Regions from separate parts of the Homo sapiens genome. Here all the other regions are linked to region 3. The links are chromatin loops, found by intact Hi-C in ENCODE. Cell type or tissue: Caco-2. All regions are shown on one strand. Region 1 overlaps CDK6-AS1 (CDK6 antisense RNA 1). Region 2 overlaps CDK6 (cyclin dependent kinase 6). Region 3 has its middle 62 kb from the start of SAMD9.

The links. Hi-C counts contacts between places; a loop is a spot of excess contacts. Peaks named below come from ENCODE experiments on the same cell type or tissue, not always from the same donor. Only the 100,000 strongest peaks of a DNase experiment are listed, where the experiment ranks them.
Region 1: a loop joins it to region 3, with 17 times the contacts of the local background. A loop is called at or near these places in 8 of 110 quality-filtered maps.
Region 2: it touches region 3 in a loop (11-fold over the local background); 58 of 110 quality-filtered maps call a loop at or near these places.

What each region holds. Positions count from the first base shown.
Region 1 is chr7:92,879,378-92,881,877 of GRCh38, reverse strand. All of the region lies in intron 1 of CDK6-AS1 (CDK6 antisense RNA 1), which reads right to left. Among named protein-coding and RNA genes, the nearest start is that of CDK6, 44 kb to the right of the region's middle. In Caco-2, a CTCF peak has its summit at 1,276; DNase peaks (open chromatin) are centred at 1,207 and 1,487.
Region 2 is chr7:92,831,835-92,834,334 of GRCh38, reverse strand. It overlaps CDK6 (cyclin dependent kinase 6), which reads left to right. Exons shown (of 8, transcript NM_001145306.2): 2 at 645-1,244. The coding sequence starts at 1,012. Among named protein-coding and RNA genes, the nearest start is that of CDK6-AS1, 3.4 kb to the left of the region's middle. RefSeq lists a silencer at 876-1,195 and an enhancer at 1,014-1,514. In Caco-2, CTCF peaks have their summits at 974 and 1,180 (motif pointing right); DNase peaks (open chromatin) are centred at 364, 1,204 and 2,024; H3K4me3 peaks cover 2,409 bases.
Region 3 is chr7:93,054,594-93,057,093 of GRCh38, reverse strand. No RefSeq gene overlaps it. Among named protein-coding and RNA genes, the nearest start is that of SAMD9, 62 kb to the left of the region's middle. In Caco-2, a CTCF peak has its summit at 1,251 (motif pointing right); no DNase peak of the experiment used is centred here.

The DNA.
Region 1 (2,500 bases), 180 kb after region 3:
CATTTCCTGAATATCTGTTTAGTTCTTTTTTACGATATCTAAGTCTTTGGTAAATGTCTCATTCATATCCTGGTTTGTTTTTCTAATCATTTTGTATTGCTTTTCAGTATTCTCTTGTATCTCATTGTGCTCCTTTAATATCATTGAATTCATCGTCCTTAACTTCATAAATTTCCGTTTGATTGGGATATGTTGCTGGAGAATTATTGTGTTCCTTTAGAGGTGTTTTATTTTCTTGCTTTTTTATGCTTCCTGAGTCATTACATTGATATCTCCTCATCTGGTGTAACAGTTGTTTCTAATTGTTTTAATTTGCTTTCATAGGGGAGGATTTTCATGAAGATGTATCTATGAAGTTAGTTGGGTAAGGCACTTTGGTTTTGATTCTGGATGCACGTAGTAGTGTTGCTGCTGTATTATTTCTTTGGCTGTAAACAGCATCAGTGGTGTCTGTGATTTCCTCAGTGGTTTAGGATGTGGTTGTTAGTGGAGGCTTGTGGTGAAGTTTTGCTCGGACAAGGATACCAGGTAGGCTAGTCTTCAGGTCCCAGGGATGGCAGTAGTGGGCTGAGTTTGCTTGCCTTGGGCCCCAGAGTGACGTATGCTGGCACTGGTGTTAGCATGTACAAGCCAGCCAACTCATGGGCCTACAAGTGGCCTGCTTGGGTGCCTGGAATGGCAGCAGTGGGCTGGACAGATAGGTGGGTTCTCCATCCCCTGGGTGGTGGGCACGGCATGGGCAATGGAAGGACCAGTGGTGGGAAAATTCTCTGGGAATCAAGCAGTTCATGTTGGTGTTGGTTATGAAGGGCTGTGCAGGCCAGACCTCAGACCTGCAAGTGGCACATACAGCTGGGTGCCAGCTATAGTGGCAGAGGCAGGTTGAGTGGAGCATATCCTGGGAGGAATGCTGAGGTGCCAATGGTGGTGAACTGGGTTGGGCAATCCCCAGGCCCCCGGATGGCATGCTTGGGTACTGGAGGTATGGAGCTGGCTCAGGCAGACCTGCCCTCAGGACCCCCAGTGGTGCCTGCAGGTGCTAGCTGTTATAAGCAGTGGCAAGGTGATCCCAGGCCACTGACAGAAAGGTCAGGTGGGGGCAGCTGTGGCTGCATTGCAGCTCTGCAATGGTCAATGGGAGCAGCCATAGGCAGGTAGCAGGAGGAGCGACAGTGCATACTTCACTTGTGCCTTGCCCTGCAGCAACCCCTAGTGATGGCAGTTGTGGGCAGTGGAATGTCAGTGGGACTCCAAGGATGTAGAGATGCTGAGACTGTTGAGCCCCAGGTCAGGACACAGTCTGGTAAAAGTCAGGCTCCCAAAATGCACCATGCTGCAGCTTCTTAGGACTTGGGGGTTTGTGGGACCAAGCATGAGTTCTTTCTCTGGAGTAATGCCTCACAGTCCTCAGGAAGCTCCCTATATGAAGGGGCTCTACCATGGCTAGAATTGTAGGTGTCCATGGCAGGAAAGTGGACCACTAGGGGTCACTCATTTACCCTTTACCCACATTAGATAGCCTCTCCAGACTCCTAGCCAATGCTAGTTGAACAGGCTGCTTCACTTCCTTCTCCCTTCTTGCTTTCAGTGCCTCCCATCACTTCTCTGTTGAATGTCAGTGAGGCACCAAGGATGTAGAGATGCAGAAACTGTTGAGCCCCAGGGCAAGACACAGTCTGGAAGAAGCCGGGCTCTCAAAATGTGCCATGCTGCAACTGCTTAGGACTTGGGGGTTTGTGGCACCCAGCATGAGTGCTCTCTCTCTCTCTCTCTCTCTCTCTTTCTCTCTCTCTCTCTTTCAGTGTTCTCATTTAGATAATCTATTCAAAGTGTGATTATCTACTCACTATTTTGGTTCCTCTCCATGGAAGAGGTGAATACCAGATACATCTACTAATCCATCTTGAAGCCCCTCCTCTTTAATCCATGTTTTATTGTTTTCAGTATAGGGATTTTTCATCTCCATGGTTAAATTTATTCCTAAGTGTTTTAATTTTTGTTGTTATTGCAATGGGATTGGTTTCTTAATTCCTTTCCTGGATAGTTTATTGTTAGTGTATTGGAACACTACTGATTTTTGCACGTTGATTTTTTGTCCTGCAACTTTATTCACTAATCAGTTCTAACAGTTTTTCAGTGTAGTCTAGGATTTTCTACATATCATCTCATTGGCAAAGAATTCCAATCCTTCTTTTCCTATTAGGATGCCCTTTATTTATTTTTCTTGCCTAATAGCTCTGACTAGGACTTCCAGTAATATGTTGGAAAGACGTAGTCAGAAAGGACATGTTTGTCTTACTCCTGATCTTAGAGGAAAAGCTTTTAACTTTTCACCATTAAGTATGATGTTAACTGCAGGCTTGTCATATATGACCTTTATTGAGGTATATTCCTTCTATGCCTAATTTGTTGAGAGTTTTTATCATGAAAGAGTGTTGAATTTTGTCAAATTCTTTGTCTGCATCTATTGAAATGACCATATAATTTTTGTCCTTTCTTC
Region 2 (2,500 bases), 220 kb after region 3:
TTTTAAATGTCTCCTCGTAGAAAAACTGAAAGTAGAAAGAAAGGAAGCAATTTCTGAGCAGATGTCTGACCACCCCTTCTCGCACACTCCCAGCATCGGGTTACAGGGTCCTGGGAGCCCCCACCCACATTCTGCGGCCCCACACGGATGGACCCACAGTCCTTCCGCTCCAGCTTGTGCGCGACCCCTGAACGCCCTCCGGCACCCCTGGACCCCGTCTCCCTGCACGTCCGGGCCTCAGGAGGCGGGGAGGGTAGCGGCGCAACACAATGATATAGGGATAAATATTAAGCCGTGACATTGACGTGCCCGGCGCCTCCCCTCCCCCGCGCTCCCGGCACACTCTGGGCTGCTCGGCACGCCCCCTCCCGTTCCACTGCGTCCCGCGCCGCTCGCTCATCCCCGAGGGGCCCCTGCAACCTCTCCGCGCGAAGACGGCTTCAGCCCTGCAGGGAAAGAAAAGTAACTTCGCTTTTCTCGGAGGAACCAGGAAGGATTAAGCGGCTTGGGAGAGGGCAGGAGCGCGCGGAGGGTAGCGATGGAGGCTTCGTAAAGGAGGAGGAGGGGAGTCTGGAGGAACCCCGAGGAAGGCTTCTGGGCTGTCTGATTGCACTTTCTTCTTATCCTCCCGTCTCCTCCTTTAGGTGCAATGATTCTGGACTGAGACGCGCTTGGGCAGAGGCTATGTAATCGTGTCTGTGTTGAGGACTTCGCTTCGAGGAGGGAAGAGGAGGGATCGGCTCGCTCCTCCGGCGGCGGCGGCGGCGGCGACTCTGCAGGCGGAGTTTCGCGGCGGCGGCACCAGGGTTACGCCAGCCCCGCGGGGAGGTCTCTCCATCCAGCTTCTGCAGCGGCGAAAGCCCCAGCGCCCGAGCGCCTGAGCCGGCGGGGAGCAAGTAAAGCTAGACCGATCTCCGGGGAGCCCCGGAGTAGGCGAGCGGCGGCCGCCAGCTAGTTGAGCGCACCCCCCGCCCGCCCCAGCGGCGCCGCGGCGGGCGGCGTCCAGGCGGCATGGAGAAGGACGGCCTGTGCCGCGCTGACCAGCAGTACGAATGCGTGGCGGAGATCGGGGAGGGCGCCTATGGGAAGGTGTTCAAGGCCCGCGACTTGAAGAACGGAGGCCGTTTCGTGGCGTTGAAGCGCGTGCGGGTGCAGACCGGCGAGGAGGGCATGCCGCTCTCCACCATCCGCGAGGTGGCGGTGCTGAGGCACCTGGAGACCTTCGAGCACCCCAACGTGGTCAGGTGAGCCAGGGAGCTGCGCCCTCGCCATCTGGGGCCTCGCGCGCGCGGGGAGGGCCGAGCCGGGAATCCTCAGGCCCAGAAAGGTGCGGGGCAGAGGGCGACTGGGGAGGTCCTGCGCGACCTGTTGGTCTTACAGAGTGAGAGTTAAGTTTTGTCGACAGAGCCGCGAGCCAGAGCCGGTGACCTTGCCAGACAGCGAGCCGAAAGACAAGTCAAAAAAACATGACCTGAGCAGGCTTCCCTGCAGCTGTGCAACTTAGAAGCGTTTTCTCCCTGCCCACCCTGAAGGAGGGTCTGGGGGAAGTGGGTGCGTTTTAGGGACAGGATAAGCCAACCTGAGACATGCCCCGCTAGCCCCCGCATATTTTTCGTGGCCATGCCGTTGGGGAATTTTTGAAAGACAGAGTAGGTGAGACTGGAGAATGAGGATGCCGTGTGATAATCAGTGGGAACTTTATGGGTGGAGCCAAGTGTAAATCAGGTTAACAAGATGCAGAAACATCATAATATTTTTGCCAGTCATACTCTCAGTTTCTCTTTATTAAAGTTGCGTAGTAAGAATGACTCCTGGTGGTCTAAGGAGTTTGAGTGCTGATGCCCAATCTCAAACAGCGTCATAAAAATTTCTTCCAAAACTGTTATCCCTGTGTCTGTTTTACTTTATATCTCTGGGCGGACATACTCTTTAGACTAATTCTCCAAAGGGTTAAATGTGAGTCCAAGATGTGGTATGGTTAGATCATAAATGTTCTGCCCATGCTTTTCCCAGATGGATTGTGCGAGTGGGTGGGGAGACAGCAGTTCTTACTCTCTCCTGTGTGGTAACCAGTATTAAATGAAAATGTGTGACTTAGGATAATGGTGTTTTCTTAGTGATCCTGGAATTTCCCCATTGTGTGGTTGACATTGTTTGGTTGTGTCATCCTTTTCTTTTTTAAACAGAGATGCATAGCTTTACATTGAAAAGGAATGCCTAGAAACTTCTGCAAATTGGGTTGTGATTTTACCTTTCTCGATCTTGAGAAAATGTGTAGCAGAAATATCTTTTTTCTCATCCATTTAGGGCTTCTGTTCAACAAATACATGCCTACTGTGTGCGCTGAGGATGAAATGATGTAAATAAGCACAGCTAAATATTTTTGTAAAAAGTCAAACAATTTAACATTAGTCATCAAAGTGGAGAGACCCAAGACTGACCTTTGAAATACCAAACTCTCTACAGACTCAGAGAGACCAAATATCTACAGAATCTTCTT
Region 3 (2,500 bases):
GTGGTGCTGCCTCAATATCTGAACCACTGTATTTTAAAATATTAATATTTTAATAAAGCAAAAACTACATCATTTTCTACTATTGAAATTTAAAGTAAAAAATTTTTAATGTTATCCTGAAAATGTTCAAGGAGGCCAGGCACAGTGGCTCACACTTGTAATCTCAGGACTTTGGGAGGCCGAGGCAGGAGGATCACTTGACCTCCCAGGAGGTCAGGAGTTCAAGACCAGCCTGGGCAACATAGCAAGACCCCATCTCTACAAAAAATGTTTTTAAAAATTAGCTGGGTGTGATGGCATGTAGCTGTAGTCCTAGCTACTTGGGAGGCTCAGGTGGGAGGATCACTTGAACCCAGGAGTTTGAGGTTGCAGTGAGCTGTGATCACACCACTGCACTCCAACCTGGACAACATAGCAAGACCCTGTCTCTAAAATAAAATGTTTAAGGAATTACATAGTTTTTCAAGATTATTTTAGGAGATGCATAAGCAAATGAGTCACTTTACAGAAATTCTCACATATGTGTACATGAAGAAATGTAAAATAACATCATTCTAACATTGCTTGATGAAAGGAAAACTTGGGGAAAATACTCAATGTCCATCAACAGAAGAATAAGTTGGAAAAAATGTACATATATAATATTCCTATACAGGTATTAAAATGATCAGCCAGAAGTAGATGAATCAACATGAATGAATATCAAAAATATAATGTTAATGCAGCAGATATATTATTTATATAAACATTTTTTAATTTAAAACTGCTGAAATATATTGTTTAATTAGAAAATACAGAATAAAACCTTAAACCATGTATGGAATTAATAACCATCAAACTGATGAGAAAGATGAACTCTGGAGACAGAGGGAAATAGAATTGAGAAGAAATATACAGTCTTCAACTAAATCTGTAATGTTTTCTCCTTTTAAAAAATCTGAAGCACTTATAGCAGAAAGTTAGGTTTATTAAAATTTCATAAAGCTAAGGTGCGGGCACATAGGTCATCATATACTCATTTGTATATTTGAACTATTTCATAATAAAAATAGTATGAGATAAAATATAAAAGAAAACAGTGATACAATATATCCTAAAATGACAAAAGAAAGAATTTAAAAAATCAATCCAACAGATTATAGGGACAAAATACAAAGAAAAAAAAGGTGAATTAAAAACACAAAATAAGGTGGTGGAATATATCAGTGATTAATTAGAATTAGATCTGAGTTTAAATGTTGCCTCAGACAATGGCAGTAACACATAGAATCCATTAGATGGCAGTGTTACTTTATATTTATTCTCATTTTTCAGCACGGTGGGTTCACGACTCAATGGCATTCAACGAATTAGATTTCAGACTCAATTAGATGCCGTTTTAGGTTTGACTCAAACATCTAATAATGAGTAAATAATAATACCTATAGTAACATTTTTAATGTGCAATACAAATATAAATTTTTATTACACAATAATTTTTAAAATCTCTTTCTGCATATTTTCCATTAATTATTCTTTAACTTGCTAAAGCAATTTTGTGTTATTCTATAGGCCCTTCAAGAGGCAGGCAAGACAGAAAGCATTTCCTATTGCTTTGGGAAAAAAATAGGGTCTCTAAATTGTCTCTATACACATTTGCAATAAAGTTTGTGGCTCTTAGAAATACAGCCCTGTGACGTAAGCAATACATGGAATTAAAAGAGATCTTGAAAAACCATCTATTCTAACCCCCAGCATCTTGAAAATTGACAAATGGGGAACTAGTCTATTTTTAAAGATTTCAAGGAAGGAAATCATCAGTCAGAAAGTTCTTCTTCCCATCTAACCTAAATCCCTCCTGATGAAGTGTAATCCCATTTCCTGTAGTGTGGACCTTTCCAGTGAGGTTGAAGGACATCTGCGGTCCACAATCCTCATCTAAAGAATAACCCTTCACATCCCAGAATACGTGCATATTAGGCTCTTATGAACTATAACATGGATCTCAACAAGGCAGGTGTCTATGAGCAACTGTCAGTAAATTACTAATAGCCCAAATGTTATCATTAAGAGACTACCTCACAAAAGCCTGTTGTAAAGAGAGCCAACCTTGAAACAAACGGTTATGGAGTTATGACCTTGAAGTAAAGAGAGATGGGTTCTTATCTCCAGTAGCATTTTAGGTTACTTTAGGGGGTTCCATTAAATATAATCATGATTAAACACCTACTATGAGCAGGGTGCTTTCATTTTTTTTTTTTTTTTTTTTTTTTCTTAGGCAGGATCTCACTCTGTCACCCAGGCTGGAGTGCCACTGCACGATCATGGCTCACTGCAGCCTCAACCTCCTGGACTCAAGCCATCCTCCTGCCTCAGCTTCTGGAGTAGCTGGGAACACAAGCATGCGCCGCCACACCCAGGTTTGTTTGTTTGTTTTGTACAGACAGGGTCACATTATGTTGCCCAGGCTGATCTCGAACTCCTGGGTTCAAGGGATCCTTCCACCCCATCCTCCCAAAGT